Linked DNA regions of Homo sapiens: region 2 is linked to region 1. A link is an interaction called in ENCODE POLR2A ChIA-PET data of the cell type or tissue named here. Cell type or tissue: Panc1. All regions are shown on one strand. Links, peaks and the distances in the headings refer to the core of each region. The heading gives the core; the rest is flanking DNA. Region 1 overlaps LITAF (lipopolysaccharide induced TNF factor). Region 2 overlaps SNX29 (sorting nexin 29).

Evidence for each region. ChIA-PET counts read pairs that join two places held together with the same protein. Peaks named below come from ENCODE experiments on the same cell type or tissue, not always from the same donor. Only the 100,000 strongest peaks of a DNase experiment are listed, where the experiment ranks them.
Region 2: POLR2A ChIA-PET joins it to region 1 with 7 read pairs; 2 of 35 experiments call an interaction of 5 or more read pairs at or near these places.

The regions. Positions count from the first base shown.
Region 1 is chr16:11,566,279-11,575,653 of GRCh38, reverse strand. The region is part of intron 1 of LITAF (lipopolysaccharide induced TNF factor); the gene reads left to right. Among named protein-coding and RNA genes, the nearest start is that of LITAF, 16 kb to the left of the region's middle. RefSeq lists silencers at 847-1,141, 2,748-2,990, 3,287-3,581 and enhancers at 3,178-3,247, 3,258-3,307, 3,318-3,367, 2,732-3,669. In Panc1, for the core only: no CTCF peak of the experiment used is centred there; no DNase peak of the experiment used is centred there.
Region 2 is chr16:12,033,600-12,042,974 of GRCh38, reverse strand. SNX29 (sorting nexin 29) reads right to left here. Exons shown (of 21, transcript NM_032167.5): 5 at 1-78. Among named protein-coding and RNA genes, the nearest start is that of SNX29, 62 kb to the right of the region's middle. In Panc1, for the core only: no CTCF peak of the experiment used is centred there; a DNase peak (open chromatin) is centred at 5,754; H3K27ac peaks cover 1,295 bases.

The DNA.
Region 1 (9,375 bases), core at 860-8,859:
GGGTGGTTCTCTTGGTATTCTCGGTTTTGAAGCTTATTTTTAGACTCTGAACTCTCCTTCTTGGCAGGAGTTGAATCCCCCTGGGGGTTTTCAAGTTGTTCTTGGACTGCTGGTTTTTGAAATAGAAGCCCCTTTGGTGGGGTCCCCCATAAACCCAGGCGCTGGTGCCCACCTTGTGATGTGAAGGCTCCTGTAACACGACCTCACTTTCCTGGCCCCGCACTACTCACCTGCCCCACGGGACACAGGTACATGGCTTCTGGGTGTCTGTCCCCGCTGTACCCAGATCTGCCCCCTTGCCCTTGTCCCCAGATCCTCCACTCGCTCCTAGGAACCGTACCCCTCCCAAAACAAAAAAAGAAACTATACCCAGTCTCCCCTTCATATCTCTCCCACATCTGCCCCTGTTGGTTGACTTTGCCTCCCTATATGGGTCCCATAAGGCCGGCAAGGGAGGGTCCACATCTCTCAATCCTTTGTCCACCATTGGTGTTTAGAACCCCCTGGAGGAAAACTGGATCATAGTGCAACATGAAAAAAAAAGAACTTTAGGCCGGGTGCAGTGGCTCACGCCTGTAATGCCAGCACTTTGGGAGGCCGAGGTGGGCGGATCACTTGAGGTCAGGAGTTCGAGACCAGCCTGGCCAACATGGTGAAACCCTGTCTCTACTAAAAATAAAAAAATGAGCTGAGCGTGGTGGCATGCACCTGTAATCCCAGCTATTTGGGAGGCTGAGGCAGGAGAATCGCTTGAACCTGGGAGGCAGAGGTTGCAGTGAGCCAAGGTCACGCCACTGCATTCCAGCCTGGGCCACAGAATGAGACTCTGTCTCAAAAAAGAGAAAAAAAAAACTTTATATTGACAAATAGGATGTTGTTAGTGCAAATTTTGGGGTTGATATAGTGGGAGTGGTAAAGGGAACGTCTTCTTACCAAATAGAAATAATTAGAAGCTTTAATCACTCTGCAAACAGGGAAGGTCCCAGGGCCAGGTGCTGGGCAGGAACACAAAGGGCTGTGATGACATCACCTTTACCCAGAGGCGGGAAGGACCCAGGATGGAGGCCTGGGGAGGGCAGAGACAGGTTTGCAGAGGAGACTTTCTTTTTTAATTAAAAAAGTATGTATTTTGTAAATATGTAATATTACTATGGCTTAACATACAAAAGACCAGCAAGGGTGTAAAAGTGACCAGTGTTTGTCACACCCCATCCCCTAGTCCACCTGGTTCCCTTCCCGACAAACACCGACCGTTAAGTTTCTTATGTATGCCTTTGGAGACATTTTTTGCATATTATATAAAGAAATACTAGGCCAGGCATGATGGCTCATGCCTGTAATGCCAGCGCTTTGAGAGGCCAAGGTGGGAGGATTGCTTTAGCCCAGGAGTTTGAGACAAGCTTGGTCAACATACTGAGACCCCGTCTCTACAAAAAATAAAAAAATTAGCTAGGTGTGGTGGTGCACACCTGTAGTTCTAGCTGCTCTGGAAGCTGAGGCAGGAGGATCGCTTGAGCCTGGGAGCTCCAGGCTGCAATGAGCTATGATCATGCCACTGCACTCCAGCCTGGGCAACCCAGTGAGAACCTGTCTTTAAAAAACCCAGTGAGAACCTGTCTTTAAAAACAACAACAAAAAAAAAACCAAAAAAACGCCGGGCACCTTGGCTCATGCCTGTAATCCCAGCACTTTGGGAGCCCGAGGCGGGAGGATCACTTGAGGTCAGGAGTTTGAGACCAGCCTGGCCAACGTGGTGAAACCCCATCTCTACTAAAAAGACAAAAATTAGCTGGGTGTGGTGGTGGGCGCCTGTAATCCCAGCTATTTGGGAGGCTGAGGTAGGAGAGGTGCTTGAACCTGAGAAGTGGAGGTTGCAGTGAGTCGAGATCGCGCCACTGCACTCCAACCTGGGCAACAGAGCAAGACTCCTAAAAAAAAAAAAAAAAAAAAAAGGATATCTTCTTCTCTCACCATACACAAATGGTGGCACACTACAAACACTCTCCTGCCTCATTAAACATGATAGTATATCTTGGTGGTGATTGCATTTCTCCAAATAAAACTCTTCCTCGTTTCAGTACCTTGTGGGGAGGGACCATCCCTGATTGGTACCCTTGCCTTGCTGGCGGACTAGGCTTCTGCTGTTACCAGCAACGCTGTAGTGAATACCCCATGTGCTTGTCATTTTGTCATTTCAGCCACATGTGGGGGTTATTGCCAGCACACATTTCTGGAGGAAGAGTTGCTGGACTTGTTCATGTTAAATTTGGTTGGCCGTTTCTGTTGCAGGAGCCTCAGTTTATCGATACCCAGGCTAGCTCTCTGTGTGTGTTACCAACATTTTGCTCTTTGCCTGGTGGATGGGTGACAAATGATATCATGATATCATGGCATTGGTTATGGGGTTTAAAAAAAATCTTTTATGGCCGGGTGCAGTGGCTCACTCCTGTAACCCCTGGCCTTTGGGAGGCCGAGGCAGGCGGATCGCTTGAGGTCAGGAGTTTGGGACCAGCCTGGGCAACATAGTGAGACCCCATCTCTACCAAAAATACAAAAAGTTAGCCAGGCGTGGTGGCACACGCCTGTAGTCCCAGCTACTCAGGGGGCTGAGGCATGAGAATTGCTTGAACCTGGGAGGCGGAGGTTGCAGTGAGCTGAGATTGCGCCACTGCATGCCAGCTTGGTTGACAGAGTGAGACCCTGTCTCAAAAAAAAAAAAAAGAGCTTGAGATGTGCAGAAAATTGGTACAATTAATACAGAGAGCTCCCATTTACTGTCACCCAGCATCTACTTCCCTATGGGACACTGGCCACAACTGCTTCTCTGACACCGCTGCGTTACTGTTTACCAAACTCCAGGCTTTATTTGGACATCACCAGTTTTTCCAACTAAGGCTTTTCTGTGCCGGGGTTCTACGTTGTATTCAGTTGTCACCTCTCTATTCATTGTCCTCTGGTCTCTGACAGTTTCTTGGACTTTCCTGTTTTCCGTGACTTTGACAGTTTTGAGGAGTGCTGGCCTGATGCCCTGTGGCCGGTTTTCTCATGACTACGTGGGGCTGCGGGTTTAGGGGAGGAAGGCCACAGAGGCCCTTCTCACCTCATCCTGTCAGTCAGCCGGTGTGTGATGTCCCGTCAGCAGGTGTGTGATGTCCCGTCAGCAGGTGTGTGATGTCATGTGACTTCTCGCTGGTGTGTGATGTCATGTGACTTCTCGCTGACGATATTCAGCCCGATCATCTGTCTCTGTGTGGTTTTAGTTGCATCTCCCTGCTTTTGAGGAGGACTGGAGCATCATTTCATGCATGAGGACTCGGGGTGTTGTCTAGGGGAGGGCTGTGGTCAGCTTGATGCGTTTGAGGTTGAGGGGTGGGGGGAACCACAAGGGCTTCGTGCAGACCCTGCGTACCTGGGGAGCAGGAAGGGAACAGGAGTGTCTTGACGTGGAAGGTGGATTTGGAGGAGAGGCAGGTCACTGGAGGGGCTGAGGACCCAGGCTAAGGCAGGAGGGGGATTTTGTTTTGATCTGTTTATTTGTTTGTTTGTTTATTTATTTATTTATTTTGAGATAGGGTCTTGCTCTTTCACCCAGGCAGGAGTGCAGTGGCGTGATCACAGCTCACTGCAGCCTCAAACTCCTGGGCTCAAGTGATTCTCCCACCTCAGCCCTGTGAGTAGGTGGGACTACAGGTGCGCACCACCACGCCTGGCTAATTAAAAAAAGAGACAGAGTTTTGCCATTTTGCTCAGGCTGGTCTTGAACTCCTGGATTCAAGTGATCTCCCCACCTCACCTCCCAAAGTGCTGGGACTACAGGCATGAGCCACCGTGCTTGGAAAGATTAAACCATTTAGGAGACCTCAGGAAAAGAGCCAGCCGAGAGGGCGTGATTGGCAAGAGGGGACATTGTCTGAGCACAGTCCCTCCCAGAGACCACAGGGCCCACTCCCACCTAGAGATGGCCACATTCACCAGATTGAAGTTTGAACCAGAGGAGGAGGGCTGCTTCTGAGCCCAGGGCGGGCAGACAGATGCCTGGGGGTTCAGGTGGGAGGTTGAGGGGGTCTGACCTCTGCCTGGTGCCCCCTGCTGTGGGAGGGGGAAGAGTGCCCATTGAGAATCTGCAGGGCCAGTGGGGAATCTGGGCAACCCAGCTATGAGGGTGGATGGATGAGTTTTCTAACTCATTACCCTGAACTCAGTGGCTTAGGTAACGTGAATGTAGTATCTTCCAGTTCTGGAGCCTGAAGTCTGCAGTGGGCTTCCTCAGATTAAATGCAATGTGTCGACTGGGCGCAGTGGCTCACGCCTGTAATCCCACCACTTTGGGAGGCCGAGGCAGGCGAATCACCTGAGGTTAAGAGTTTGAGACCAGCCTGGCCATCATAGTGAAACTCCATCTCTACTAAAATACAAAAATTAGCCAGGCATGGTGTTGGGTGCCTGTAATCCCAGCTACTCAGAAGGCTGGGGCAGGAGAATCGCTTGAACCTGGGAGGCGGAGGTTGCAGTGAGCTGAGATCGCACTACTACACTCCAGCCTGGGCGACAGAGTGAGACTTGGACTCAACAACACACAAAAAATAGCAGTGTCAGCTGGACTGTGCTCCTGGAGGCTCCTGGGGAAAATCCATGGTCTTGCCTTTCCCAGCTTCCAGAGGCCGCCTGCATTTCTTAATTTATGGCTCCTTCCTCCCCCTTCAAAGCCAACAGCTTCCTTTTTCTACATTTAAACCCAACAGAGGTCTTGCTCTGTTGCCCAGGCTGGAGTGTAGTGGTGCAGCTGTGGCTCACTGCAGCCTCAACCCCCTAGACCCCACCCCCCAACCTCCTTCTACCTCAGCCTCCCAAGTAGCTGGGATGATACATGTGCGCTATCACACCTTGATAATTTTTGTAATTTTTGTAGTGATGAGGTCTCTCTATGTGGCCAGGGCTGGTCTCGAACTCCTCTACCTTTCTCTTATAAGGACCTTTGTGATTACACCGGGCCTACCTGGTTAATCCAGAATAACCCCCTCATCTCAAGATTCTTAATCACATACACAAAGTCTGTCTTTACCACTTAAGGTCACATATTCAGAGCTTCCAGGGATTAGGCTGTGAACAATTTTGGGGAGCATTATTCTGTCGCCCACACTGCGGGTAGGGGTGGGAAGGTCAGACTGTAGGGGATTTAGCCAAACAAGTGAATGTCTACCTGTGAAGCCGTGGAGGTACTGGGTACAGAACAGGTCCCTGTGGCGGGATGAGGTCTGTGCCTGGGTCCTCCTGCCTCTCACAGTGAAGCCCCCGTGTGACTGTGGGAAAGTCACCCCCTCCCTGGGTTTTACTCTCCTCTGTAATGACAGCTGTGTGTTGATATAATAGTAACCTGCTTACCCAATGTTCCGGTGTATTTTGCTCACTACATTCTCACAGCAGCCCTCTGAAGTGTAAGTACTACTGTTGGCCCATTTTCCAGATGAGGAAACCTGAGAGAAATTTGGCAACTCACCCCCATTTGCACACCGTAGAAGTGGCAGAGTTGGGATTTGAACCAAGGAGCCTGGGTCTTAGAGTTTCTGCTCTTAAAGGTTTGACCTGCCTTAAAATTCTGCCATTTTAACTTTTTTTTTTTTTTTGAGGCAAAGTCTCGCTCTGTGGCCCAGGCGGGAGTGCAGCAGTGCGTCTCGTCTCACTGCAATCTCCGCTTCCCAGGTTCAAGCAATTCTGCCTCAGCCTCCCAAGTAGCTGGAATTACATTCAAGCACCACCACACCTGGCTAATTTTTATATTTTTAGTAAAGACAAGAGTTTTGCCATGTTGGCCAGGCTGGTCTTGAACTTCTGACCTCAAGTGATCCACCTGCCTCTGTCTCCCAAAGTGCTGGGATTACAGGCGTGAGCCACCACGCTTGGCCCCATTGTCTTACCTTTCTTTTAGCCCTTTTTATTTCCCTCTTCATGCCCTGCCTGTTCACCATCATCTGTGTCTTCTCTTCACTCTGAGTAACAGTTGGGTGTTCAGTTGACCAGGCCGTAGTCCACGCCATTCCTACTCTCCCTGAGCTATGAGTGAATCTGTGACTCTTGTAAATAACAGGGGGACACACAGAGGTGTTTCTGAAATTTCCACATGTTAAGTTATCTTGATTTAATCCCAGCACTTTGAGAGGCCAAGGCAAGAGGATCACTTGAGGCCAGGAGTTCGAGACCAGCCTGGGCAACATGGCGAGACCTCATCCCTACAAAAAAAATTAAAAATTAGCCAGGCATGGTGGCATGTGCCTGTAATCCCAGGTACTTGGGAGGCTGAGGTGGGAGGATCACTTGGGCCCAGGAGTTGGAGCCTGTGGTGAGCTATGCAGGTGCCACTGTACTCCAGCCTGTGCAATAGAGTGAGATTCCTTCTCAAAAACAGAAATTTATCTTGGGCACCAGGCAGAGATGTCCAGCCTGTATCATCTCTGAGCTTAGTGGCCTCAGTTTTCCCACCAGGCCAATTTCTGATGGGATTCTGCTCGGAAGCCCCCGCGTCCTGTTCAGCTGCTCAAGGGCAGTTCTCAGCCTTGGACACTATCCGTCCTACTCGTCCTTCCCTTTTGGGCTCTGTCTGCCTGTTGGCCATTTCACCAGAGAGGGATGGGGTCAGGGAGGAGAAAGGCCCTGAGACTCCTTTGACAGTGGTGTCAGGCTGAACACAGTGGCTCATGCCTGTAATTCCAGCACTTTGGGAGGCTGAAGCGGGTGGATCACTTGAGGTCAGGAGTTGGAGACCAGGTTGGCCAATATGGTGAAACCCTGTCCCTCCTAAAAATACAAAAATTAGCTGGGCTTGGTGGCGCATGCCTGTAGTCCCAGCTACTCAGGAAGCTGACGTGAGAGAATCGCTTGAACCCGGGAGGTGGAGGTTGCAGTGAGCCGAGGTCGTGGCACTGCATTCCAGCCTGGGCAACAGAATGAGACTCTATCTCAAAAAAAAAAAAAACAAAAAAAAACAAGGGTGTACCTTCAGTGTCACAAGCAAGCACTGAAGGTGGAGCACTTACACGGTAGCAACTCGATGTCCCCTTTCTTCTCCACACCTGTTGGCTGGAACTGTTGACGTTGTGACATCTTTGGGTACCAGCAAGTTAGAGACTCAGAATCTGCTTGATACCCATGAAGAAAGCCAGTGTCATTTCTGGGGAACGGATGACACCTTGTCCCCATTGAACAAGTGGCTTTAGGGCTACCCCAAGGACCAGGTGATGAGCGTGGAGTGACAAGTATTTCTGAATTTGATGGGGTGGGGACATTGGGGAGCCTGCTCATGACTCAAGGTTCTGAATGGATAATACAGTGGTAAGAACTACCCTCTCTCTTTTCTTTTTTTTTTTTTTTCGAGACAGGGTCTTGCTCTGTTGCCCAGGCTGGAGTGCAGTAGTGCAAACATGGCTCACTGCAACCGCTGCCTCCCAGGCTCAGGTGATCCTCCCCACTGAGCTTCTTAAGTAGCTTGGACTGCAGGTGCATACCACCACTCCTGGCTAATTTTTGTCTTTTTTGTAGAGATGGGGTCTCATTGTGTTGCCCAGGCTGGTCTCGAACTCCTGGGCTCATGCCATCCTCCCGCCTTGGGCTTCCAAAGTGCTGGGATTACAGGTGTGAGTCACTGTGCCCTGCTGGAACTACCGTCTTTATTTTTTGAGACAGAGTCTCGCTCTGTTGCCCAGGCTGGAGCACAGTGGCATGATCTCAGCTCACTGCAACCTCCGCCTCCTGGGTTGAAGCACTTCTCCTGCCTCAGTCACCCACATAGCTGGGATTACAGGGCTGCGTCACCACGCCTGGCTAATTTTTGTGTATTTATTAGAGCCGGGTTTCACCATGTTGGCTAGGCTGGTCTTGAACTCCTGACCTCCAGTGATCCGCCCACCTCGGCCTCCCAAAATGCTGGGATTACAGGCGTGAGCCACCATGCCCGGCCTGGAACTACCCTCTTGACATCTTTCCATAGCTGGAATCAGAACTGGAATGGATGCTGGCCCAAACAAGGGGTCTCCTCCGCTGAGTGATGATTTTAGCAGTGCCATAAACTTCCACCAAGGAGAAAAAAATGAACCAACCAGTCTTGAGGTTTGGAGACTGCGGCAGCTTTTCTTTCTGACTTCATTTTGTCCATGTGTACACTCCCCCACACTTCCCTTTCAACCTCTGTCCACCCATGTTTTTGTTGTTGTTTTGTTTTGTTTTGTGTTTTTTTTTTTTTCCAGACGGAGTCTTGCTCTGTTGCCCAGGCTGGAGTGCAGTGGCACGATCTCAGCTCACTGCAATCTCCATCTCCTGGGCTCAAGCAATTCTCCTGCCTCAGCCTCCCGAGTAGCTAGGATTACAGGCGTGTGCCACCACGCCTGGCTAATTTTTGTACTTTTAGTAGAGACGAGGTTTTGCCATGTTGGCCAGGCTGGTCTCAAACTCCTGACCTCAGGTAATCCGCCTGCCTCGGCCTCCCAAAGTGCTGGGATTACAGGCGTGAGCCACTGCGCCCAGCCTGTCCACCCATGTTTTATCCCGACTTGATCTCCTCCTGCCTGGACATCCTAGGGTGCCCTGTTGAGAAACAATACACTGCCCCCAGGAATCCCGGAGGAAATGAAGGACTCCAGGCTCAATTCACGGATTCCAGTTCTTGAGCATATTTGGTGATGTGCTGGCATCTGCACCATAAATCCTCGTGTTACCTTGAGCTGAACTGTGAGACCATCTATATGGAGGCTTGTCATTACATAAACATCTTCCTTTACAAATGTCGTTTTCTCAGATTCTATGTTAGAGCTATTGGAGTAAGCCCTTCCTGCTGTTTCATGTCTACTCCTAAATCTTTTTTTTTTTTTAACCCAAGGTAGAGTCTTCCTCTGTCCATGCGCCCCCCTACCCCTGCCCAGGCTGAATTGCAGTGGCACTATTATAGCTTACTGCAGCCTCAACCTCCTGGGCTCAAGTGATCGAGGGATCCTCCTATCTCAGCCTCCGAGTAGCTGGGACTATAGACATGTGCCATCACGCCCAGCTGATTTGTTTGATTGTTAGTAGAGATGGCATCTCACTATGTTGCCCGGGCCGGTCTCGAACTTCTAGGCTCAAGCGATCCTTCTGCCTTGGCCTCCCAAAGTGTTGGGATTTCAGGCATGAGCCACCACGTCTGGCCTGCTCCCAAATCTTCATGCCTTTCCAGATGGATCTTGGTGTCCTGTTTTCATACCTAGGTATTGCTTTCTACAAACTGTTGAAGTACCAGAGTGACCAACTTGTCCCAGTTTGCCTGAGACTTTCCTAGATTTAGCACCAAAAGTCCTGCATCCAGGGAAAAACCCCTCTGTCCAAGGGAGACTGGGACATTGGGTCACCCTA
Region 2 (9,375 bases), core at 767-8,766, 470 kb before region 1:
CGATGTGGCGCAGGGAGTAGAAGCGCTGCAGCTCGTGCTTGTTGAGGACCTCCTTCACGTAGTACCAGAACACGGGCTCTACGGAGAGAGGGCACAGGCGCCTGGCACTCGGCCTGGGGCACTCAGCACTGGGAGAGGAACACACAAAGCCTCTAGGCGAAGTTGGAGATTGTAACAGAGTATCCCCTTAGCATGGAAAAGGTAGGAGATAACACCAAAGACATGGAATCAACCCAGATACCCATCAATAGTGGACTGGATAAACAAAATGTGGTACATTTACACAATGGAATACTATGCAGCCATGAAAAAGAACAAAATTGTGTCCTATGCAGCAACATGGATGACTGGAGGCCATTATCCTAAGCGAATTACACAGAAATAGAAAACGAAATATTGGATAGTCTCACTTATAAATGGAAGCTCAACCCTGGGTACACACAGACATAAAGATGGCAAACAACAGACACTGGGGGCTGCTAGAGAGAGTAGAGAGGGAGGAGAGCACAGACGGAAAAACTACCTACCAGGTACTATGTTCACTGCCTGGGAGATGGGTTCAATCGTGCCCTAAACCTCGGCATCACGCAATGTACCCAGGTAACAAACCTGCACATGTACCCGCTGAATCTAAAATAAAAATTGAAGCTGGGAACGGTGGCTCATGCCTGTAATCCCAGCACTTGGGAGGCTGATGTGGTGGATCACTTGAGGCTAGGAGTTCAAGACCAGCCTGGCCAACACAGTAAAACCCCATCTCTACTAAAAATGCAAAAATTAGCTGGGTATGGTGGCGCACACCTGTAATCCCACCTACCGGGCAGGCTGAGGCAGGAGAATCACTTAAACCCAGGAGGCGGAGGTTGCAGTGAGCTGAGATTGCACCACTGCACTCCGGCCTGGTGGCAGAACAAGACTCAGCCTCAAAAACAATAATGAAATAAGAAAAAAAGGTGGGAGATACAGAAGAGTATATCAAAAATAAAAATGACTCTAAAACCTCTCATCCAGAAAAGACCAATATTGACATTTTCAAGAGTTTTCAGTCTTTTTTACTGCACTTTTCTTTTTTATAAAAAAATCAACATTTGCTGTAGGCTGAATTATAATCCTCAAACATATCGACGTCCTAAGCTCCAGAATTCTCTGAATATTACCTTATATAGTAAAAGAGTCTATGCAACTGTGTTAGGATCTGGAAATTGGGAGGTTATCTTGCATAATCCCTGCGAGGCTGACGTAATCACAAGATCTTCATAAGAGGCAGGCAGAGAGAAACTTGACACAGAAGAGGAGGACATGATGTGGCCAGAGAAGCAAAGACTAGAATGGGGCAGCCATAGCCAAGGAAGGTGGGCAGCGAGCAGACTCTGGAAGGGCCAGAAACGGATTCAGCCCTGAAGCCTCTGGAAGGAAGCAGCCCTGCTGTCACCTTGACTTTAGCCCAGTGAAACTGATTGGGGACTTCTGACCTCCAGAACTGTGGGAGAATAAATTATAGTGTTTAAAAGCCAACAACTGTGTATTAATTTGTTACAGCAGCCAGAAGAAAAGAACACATCAGGCCAGGCACGGTGGCCCATATCTGTAATCTCAGCACTCCGGGAGGCCGATGCGAGCGGATCATCTGAGGTCAGGGGTTCGAGATCAGCCTGGCCAACATGCTGAAACCCCATCTCTACTAAAAATACAATAATGAGCCAGGCATGGTGGCAGGCACCTGTAATCCCAGCTACACGGGAGGCTGAGGCAGGAGAATCATTTGAACCCGGTAGGCAGAAGGTGCAATGAGCCAAGATCGCACCACTGTACTCCAGCCTGGGCGACAGAGCAAAACTCTATCTCAAAAAAAACAAAACAAAAAAAACAGGATGGCGCGGTAGCTCACCCCTGTAATCCAAGCACTTTGGGAGGCCAAGGCAGGCAGATCACGAGGTCAAGAGATGACCATCCTGGCCAAAATGGTGAAACCCTGTCTCTACTAAAAATACAAAAAAGCTGGGTGTGGTGGCGCACGCCTGTAGTCCCAGCTACTTGGGAGGCTGAGGCAGGAGAATCGCTTGAACCCAGGAGACGGAGGTTGCAGAGAGCCGAGATCACGCCACAACACTCCACTCTGTCTCAAAAAATAAATAAATAAAACCACATCATATTGTATGAGTGTATATGCATACATATTTATATGTGTAATTTTGTATCCTGATTCATTTATTTTCTTGTCTAGAGCATGAACATTTTCCTATTACAATTAAAAGTCTTTCAAAGATGATTTTTGATGGCTTTCCAGTAAAACATAACTATTTCCCTACTACTAAGGGCATGGCACATGGCCAACTTTCCCTCTGTACAGTAAAGAACACCCCTATACATAAATAATTGTCCTCATTCCTAGTTCCTTACGAAAGATTTCCACATGTCGAATTACTCAGTCTGAGGATAGGAACAGATTTAAGGCGTTATGGGAAACCTAAGAAAGTTTGTTTTTATCCATAAGACAGTCATTCCTACAACTACTTGTATCTCCTCACATCCCACTACTTTTTATCCACATGTACACAGATTTTTAAAATTTGTTATATACATTTTAAATTAATTATTATTTATTTATTTTTGAGACAGGGCCTCTCCCTCTGTCACCCAGGCTGGACAGCTCACTGCAGCCTCAACGTCCTGGGCTCAAGTGATCCTCCTGTCTCAGCCTCCCGAGTAGCTGAGACACAGGCACGCACCCCCATGCCCAGCTAACTTTTTAATTTTTATTTATTTGTAGAGATGAGGTTCTGCTATGTTGTGCAGGCTGGCAGGCTGGTACCAAACTCCTGGCTTCAAGCGATCCTCTTGCCTGAGATTCCCAAAATGCTAGGATTACAGTCGGGAGCCACCATGCCCAACCCCAGATATTTTCATAGTTGTAATGCTAGTGTATACATAATTTTGTGATCAATTTTCTTCACTTAACATTGCCTCTTTAACATTTTTTCATGCTGGCAGTAATAATAACAGCAGCAACAGCAACTACTATTTACTGAGCATTAACTATGCACCAGCTATTGCAGTAAACACTTTACATCTGACATCATCACAACCAAGGCCATCGCCATGTGAAAGACAAGGTCTGAAGCCAGGACAAGTGAAGCGACTCGCCCAGCAACACAGTTAGTAAACAGTATGGCAGAAAGGGACCCCAGAGCTCACTGCAAACCACTAAATCACACTGCCCTGCAAAATGAGGGGACTTGGCCTTCTTCAAAATGATCACGTTCACAACTGTTTAATATTCCAAGTAGGGGAAGCTGAGTCTTTACAGTCAGACCTGGCTTCCAATCTAGGACCTAAACAGGCTCACAGTCCCCTCTGAAATGTGACAAAGGCTTTGAACCTGCCTTCCAGAAGGAGGCAAGTACACCCATCTCCAGAAACTGCATGGCAGGCTAGTTAAATTCACTCTAATGTTTCAATTCAACTTCACTAGGATCCACTGCATTCTTCCTGGGAGCTGTGAACCGAACTAGGCTATGTGTCACCAGCTAGAGACAACAAGAACTCGTCCCTAAGGGGCTTCCAGTCTAGCAGGCAGGACAACAGAGAAAAAGTCCATTCAACCAAATGACCTTGAGCAAGTCACTCAACCATGCTAAGCCTGAAAATCCTCTCCCATAAAATCAACACAAAAGTGCAGAATCGCCCAGGGTTACTGGGGTAACTAGAAAGGGAAGGAAAGCACCGAGCACAGTGCCCAGTCCATGATGACCAATCAGCATTTGCTTAATAATTAATTCCCTTCATAGCAGAGGGCATTCGCGTGGGTTCCTTTTTGTGTTAGCAGCATCTAAATGTATACATCTGTATGAGTGTGCATAAGTATTTGTGGATCAAGCCAATCACTGGGATCATTTAGAATAAACTTCCCAGGAATAACAAAAACCAGCAAGAGGGCAGGTCCCTCGAGACTATCTTGTGTCTCAATCCCTAAATGTCAAAGTAATCCACTTCCCAAGCTCATCCGATCAGTCTACTCCACACAACTGTACAAAACAGCCTTCCTTCCATTCTCCGCCTCACTCAAGAAACCAGGACGGGGAATCTGGCGACAACAACACCCTGGGCCAGCTGGCCAACAACGTATTTCGAAATACCCCAGACCATTGTCGGTACGTCCATCACATTTCCAGTCAAGTGACTCTCACCTGCAGCCTGTCTTGAAAAATGCAGTCACCTCCCTCCGACCTTGAATCTACATGAACGCTTTAAAGTGTGTTTTCACCTTTCAATTCTGCAAATTGCTTACTGCTACAGAATCCTTTTAAAGCTAGTCAGGGTGATGCTGATGATGATAAGAATTATCCCAGCAGGGTTCCGCTTCCACTGCCAGAATTAATGTGGTCTATTTAAAGCGCAGCTCACCTGCCAATTAGCGCCTGCGGTGTCCGTAATTTAATTTAGGGATATACACTGATCTGCTTTGAAACATGGGGTTAAGTCAAAAAGCGGGCAAGGGCTTCTGGTTCTCCAAACACCTGAAAGCCGAATGCCAACAAGAACAAGTGCCAGGAAGGGGTGTTGAGAAGAGCTGCCCCGGGGCACCTGTTAACAGAGGACACTAACAGCACCAGGCTTTTGGGAAAGTTTCTATCAAGCCTTAACTATCACCGATGCCCAAGACTTGGGGACCACAAGGAAGACAAAAACCTTGTCCCAAATTCTAGTTCAGGCACTGTGTGACCTTGGGAAACTTATTTTGTCCTCTACTTTCTTCATCTGTACAGTGGGGAGAACAGTACCTACGTGTATGGATTGCTATGAGGGAAAAATGAGAAATAGGAATACATGTAAAGTGTATCCAATAAATGCAGTGAATAAATGTTAGCCATAGTTATTAACATACCTGGCATATAATTGGTGCTCAATGAAAACCAGCTATTAATATCACTACTACACGTGCACCAAACAGCATTCCTTTTCCTTGTTTGGGGTTTTTTTTGTTTTGTTTTGTTTTGTTTTGTTTTTGAGGGGCGGGGTGGGGACAAGGTCTCACTCTGTCGCCCAGGCTAGAGCACAGTGGCACAATCATAGTTTACTGCAGTCTTGAACTCCTGGGCTCAAGCGATCTTCCCATCTCAGGCTCATGAGTAGCTGGGACTACAGGTGTACACCACCATACACGGCTAATTTTTTTTTTTTTTCTGTAGAGACGAGGGTCTTACTATGTTACTCAAGCTGGTCTTGAACTCCTAGAATCAAATGATCATCCAGCATCGGCCTCCCAAAGCACTGGGATTACAGGCGTAAACCACTGAGCCTGGTCCCTTTCCCTTTCTTCTAGTAAGAGCACCCCGCTTTCCTACGGGAAACACATTCCACTGGGATCCTTCAGCACTATCCTAACCTCCCCCTACTGCAGGGGTGGACAGCTAACCCAGGGCAGGCAATTAACTGGCCGGAACCATGGCATATGCAACTTTCGTTTTTTTTAATATTACATAAAAATAGTATTTATCTTGATTGATAAGTTTTTTGGTACCGCCTTCAATTTTGTGGCCAAAGTGAGTGTCTCACTAACCTCACCCCAGTCTCAGCCCTGGACCACAGGGTCTCTTCGCACAAGTTCTACCAGAGCCACCAGAAAAGAGGCCTTGTCTCCTCCAGGAGCTGAGGTCAGCAAACAATGGCCTGGGAGTCAAATTTGGCCTCCAAACTGTTTTTATAAGCATGGTGTTCCTGGAACGCAGCCACACCCATTTGCTCCCATATGGTCTGTGGCTGAGTTTCTGCTCCAGTGGCAGAGCTGAGTCACTGCGATAGAGATCGCATGGCTCACAAACCCTATAATATGACCCGTAAGGAGGGAGTGTGCCGACCCCGTTCTAGAAGTAGGATCTCTCATCATCCTGGAAACCTGGAGCTACTTGGGGCCATTTTCCACCCCATAATGTAGCGAGACCCCACCCGGAAAGACACCCAACCACAGAGAAGCGGTGGTGAGGGACGACAGATGGAGACAGATTTGGGAGAAGGCAGACCCCCTTAATCCAGCTCAACTCCAAGATGATTTCTTAATTACTTGAGTCAATAAATAAATGTCCTTCATCTTTTTTTTCTTAAATCAATCTAAAGAATTTTCTATCATTTGCAACCACAGGAAATAACGCAGTGAGACAGGGCATGTTCTTCAGTCATCTGACAATCATCTATAGAAGACCAAGAACACACCAGGTGCTGAGCAACACCTGTGCTCCACAGCCATGCGGGGTGAGGGGTGTCTCATCAATGTGACAACACTGCCCCAAAACAAACAAAGCATTGCTCAACAACAACAACAACAAAAACAAAAACAGAAAACCCGCTGGGCGCGGTGGCTCACGCCTGTAATCCCAGCACTTTGGGAGGCCGAGGCAGGTGGATCACGAGGTCAGGAGATCGAGACCATCCTGGCTAACACGGTGAAACCCCATCTCTACTAAAAATACAAAAAATTAGCTGGGCGTGGTGGCGGGCACCTGTAGTCCCAGCTACTTGGGAGGCAGAGGCAGAAGAATGGCGTGAATCCGGGAGGCGGAGCTGGCAGTGAGCCGAGATGGTGCCACTGCACTCCAGCCTGGGCAACAGAGCAAGACTCTGTCTCAAAAAAAAAAAAAAAAAAGAAAGAAAGAAAAACACAGAAAACCCAAGACCAGCCTGGGCAACATAGTAAGAACCCATCTCTAAAAAAAGGAAACAGAAAACCCAACTACAAGGAGCCGAGTGTGGCGGCACACACCTGTCGTCCCAGCTACTTGGGAGGCGGAAGCAGGAAGATGGCTGGACCCCAGGAGTTTGAGGCTGTAGTGAGCTATGATTGCACCACTGCACTCCAGCCTAGTTAACAGAGCAAGGCCCTGTCTCTAAAAACAAAACAAAAAGAAAAAAACCCACACACAAAGAAAATCCAACCCCACGGAGCTGGGCTAGTCTGGAAATAGGCCAGTGATAGATACAAAGGCTATGTCAGGCCAAAATCTCCAACCTTTTGAACTCGCTGTCCCAGAGGACTGTCCTAACTCTGGACATCTCATTTACAATTGAGCAGGAAGAAAGGGAACGGGATGAAGCCAGCTTTATCACCCCTTTTACCAGGAAAGAACAAGTAATCCCAGAAAATCACAAGGGAGCAGAGAAAGCAAAGAACAAAACTCAAAACTGGCTTAATCCCTCACCGAGATAAAGGACTACATACCACAGCCTCAAGCAAAATCTGGGTTCTATCAAAGCCAAAGAAGACAGAGGGATGAATGTGAGGGCACACTCTAACAGAATCAGCCACACATGGTATCAGCCATGCCAGGAACAAAGGTAAACCAAGTTCACTCATGTGCCAGCCTGAGAACTCAGTGAATACAAGTGCTCCCAAATCTGTCACATCCCAAACTGAACCAGCCTGACCACAAGGCACAAATGGATTGGCAGAGCAGAGTGCCAACAAGGGGCTGAGCTCTGTCACTCTACCAACTTCCATCTAGCCGCAAGAGTGCCTTCCAGAACCAGGGCTCAGCATAATACACCCACATCCTACAAGAGTTTACAGCATACCACCTCCTTTATTAAAGAGTAGGAAATAAATTAACCAGGCATGGTGGCGTGCATGTGCAGTCCCAGCTACTTGAGAGGCCGAAGTAGGAGGATCGCTTGAGCCAGGAAGTTCAAGGCTGCAGAGAGCCATGATTGCACCACTGCACTCTAGCCTGGCAACAGAGCAAGACCCTGTCTCTTATTTAAAAAAAAAAAAAAAAAAAAGGGAAATTTCTAAGACGGACTTCTAAAGCTTGTATCTCACTTCCTTTTAGGGGCATACGCCATCATGAGCTGAAGAGTCATTTACATTCTGAAAGGAGCAAAGCAAAGGACCCACGGAACTCAGGCTGGATAACTGTGATCTAAAAACTGACAACTCAGAGGCCAAACTGAGTCTTTTTTACCTTTTTTTTTTTGAGGTGGAGTCTTGCTCTGTCGCCCAGGCTGGAGTGCCAGGGCACGGTCTCGGCTCACTGAATCCTCCGCCTCCTGGATTCAAGGAATTCTCCTGCCTCAGCCTCCCAAGTAGCTGGAATTACAGGTGCCTACCACCATGCCCAGCTAATTTTTGTATTTTTAATGGAGACAGGGTTTCACCATGTTGGCCAGGCTGGTCTCGAACTCCAGACCTCAAGTGATCCACCCACCTCGGCCTCCCAAAGTGCTGGGATTACAAGCCTGAGTCTTAATTTATGAGACATCAGGATTAAACACCTTTGAAACAGGCAGAGGTCACATTCGGCCAATAGGTATCAGTCCAGCTCCACTAGATCTTAACATGCTGAGACACATTCATACCCCTTAGTAAATAGCCACTGGCCCAAGTCCATGCCACCCTGGGTGTCAAGAACCCACCCCTGAGGGACCCTGTGGACATGCCCATGATCCAGTGACCCAGGATAACACACAGCCCAACGGGTACAGCACCCTGGCTTCTGACTTCCTCCCTAAAGCCAGCTTCTTTCTGCCAGTTGTCAACCACTTTTTTCACCTTGAATGGAGCTCTGCATTTTCTCTGCACCTTTAGCAGACATCCTTCCAAGGCTTCCCTTACCAAAAGCAGCTGATTGGCACGTGCATGAATACAAAAGAAAATCACCAACAGGGAACCGAAAGCAGGGATGGGCGAGTGAGGAACTGGACTTCCCCTCACCATCAAAAGGATGGACCCAGGGCTCCCCTGGCACATGCAGCTTCCTCCAAAATTAATTTTCTACAGAAATGAAATTGTTGCCCAAGGTGACCCAATGAAGCAAAATACAAATTCTGCTTTGAGTGCAATCAACCATTTTCAAAAATCCCCACTGAAGATCAAGGAAGTCGGTCTCTCTCATTTTACAGTTATGGGTATATTACCACCGCTTCCCACTGACTGAAGATGCGTACAGACCACTGAGAGTAGGGGTTTGGCTTCCTGGGAAAATGAGCAGCATGTTCTGAAGTCAGGGTCTTCAAGTGGTTATTTTGAATGCAGTCCTTTGGTGGCATCTACTGTGTAGGTGGCCAGGTATCTTGCAAGACACTAGAGCTACAAGGATGAGCCTGTAATCCTAACACTTTGGGAGGCCAAGGCAGGCGGATCACCTGAAGTCAGTAGTTCGAGACCAGCCTGCCCAATATGATGAAACCCCGTCTCTACTAAAAATATAAAACTTAACCAGGCATGGTGATGTGCACCTGTAATCGCAGCTACTCAGGAGGCTGAAGCAGGAGAAACACTTGAACCCAGGAGGCATAGGCTGCAGTGGGCCAAGATTGCACCACTGCACTCCAGCATGGGCAACAGATCAGACTCCATCTCAAAAAAAAAAAAAAAGAAAAAAGAAA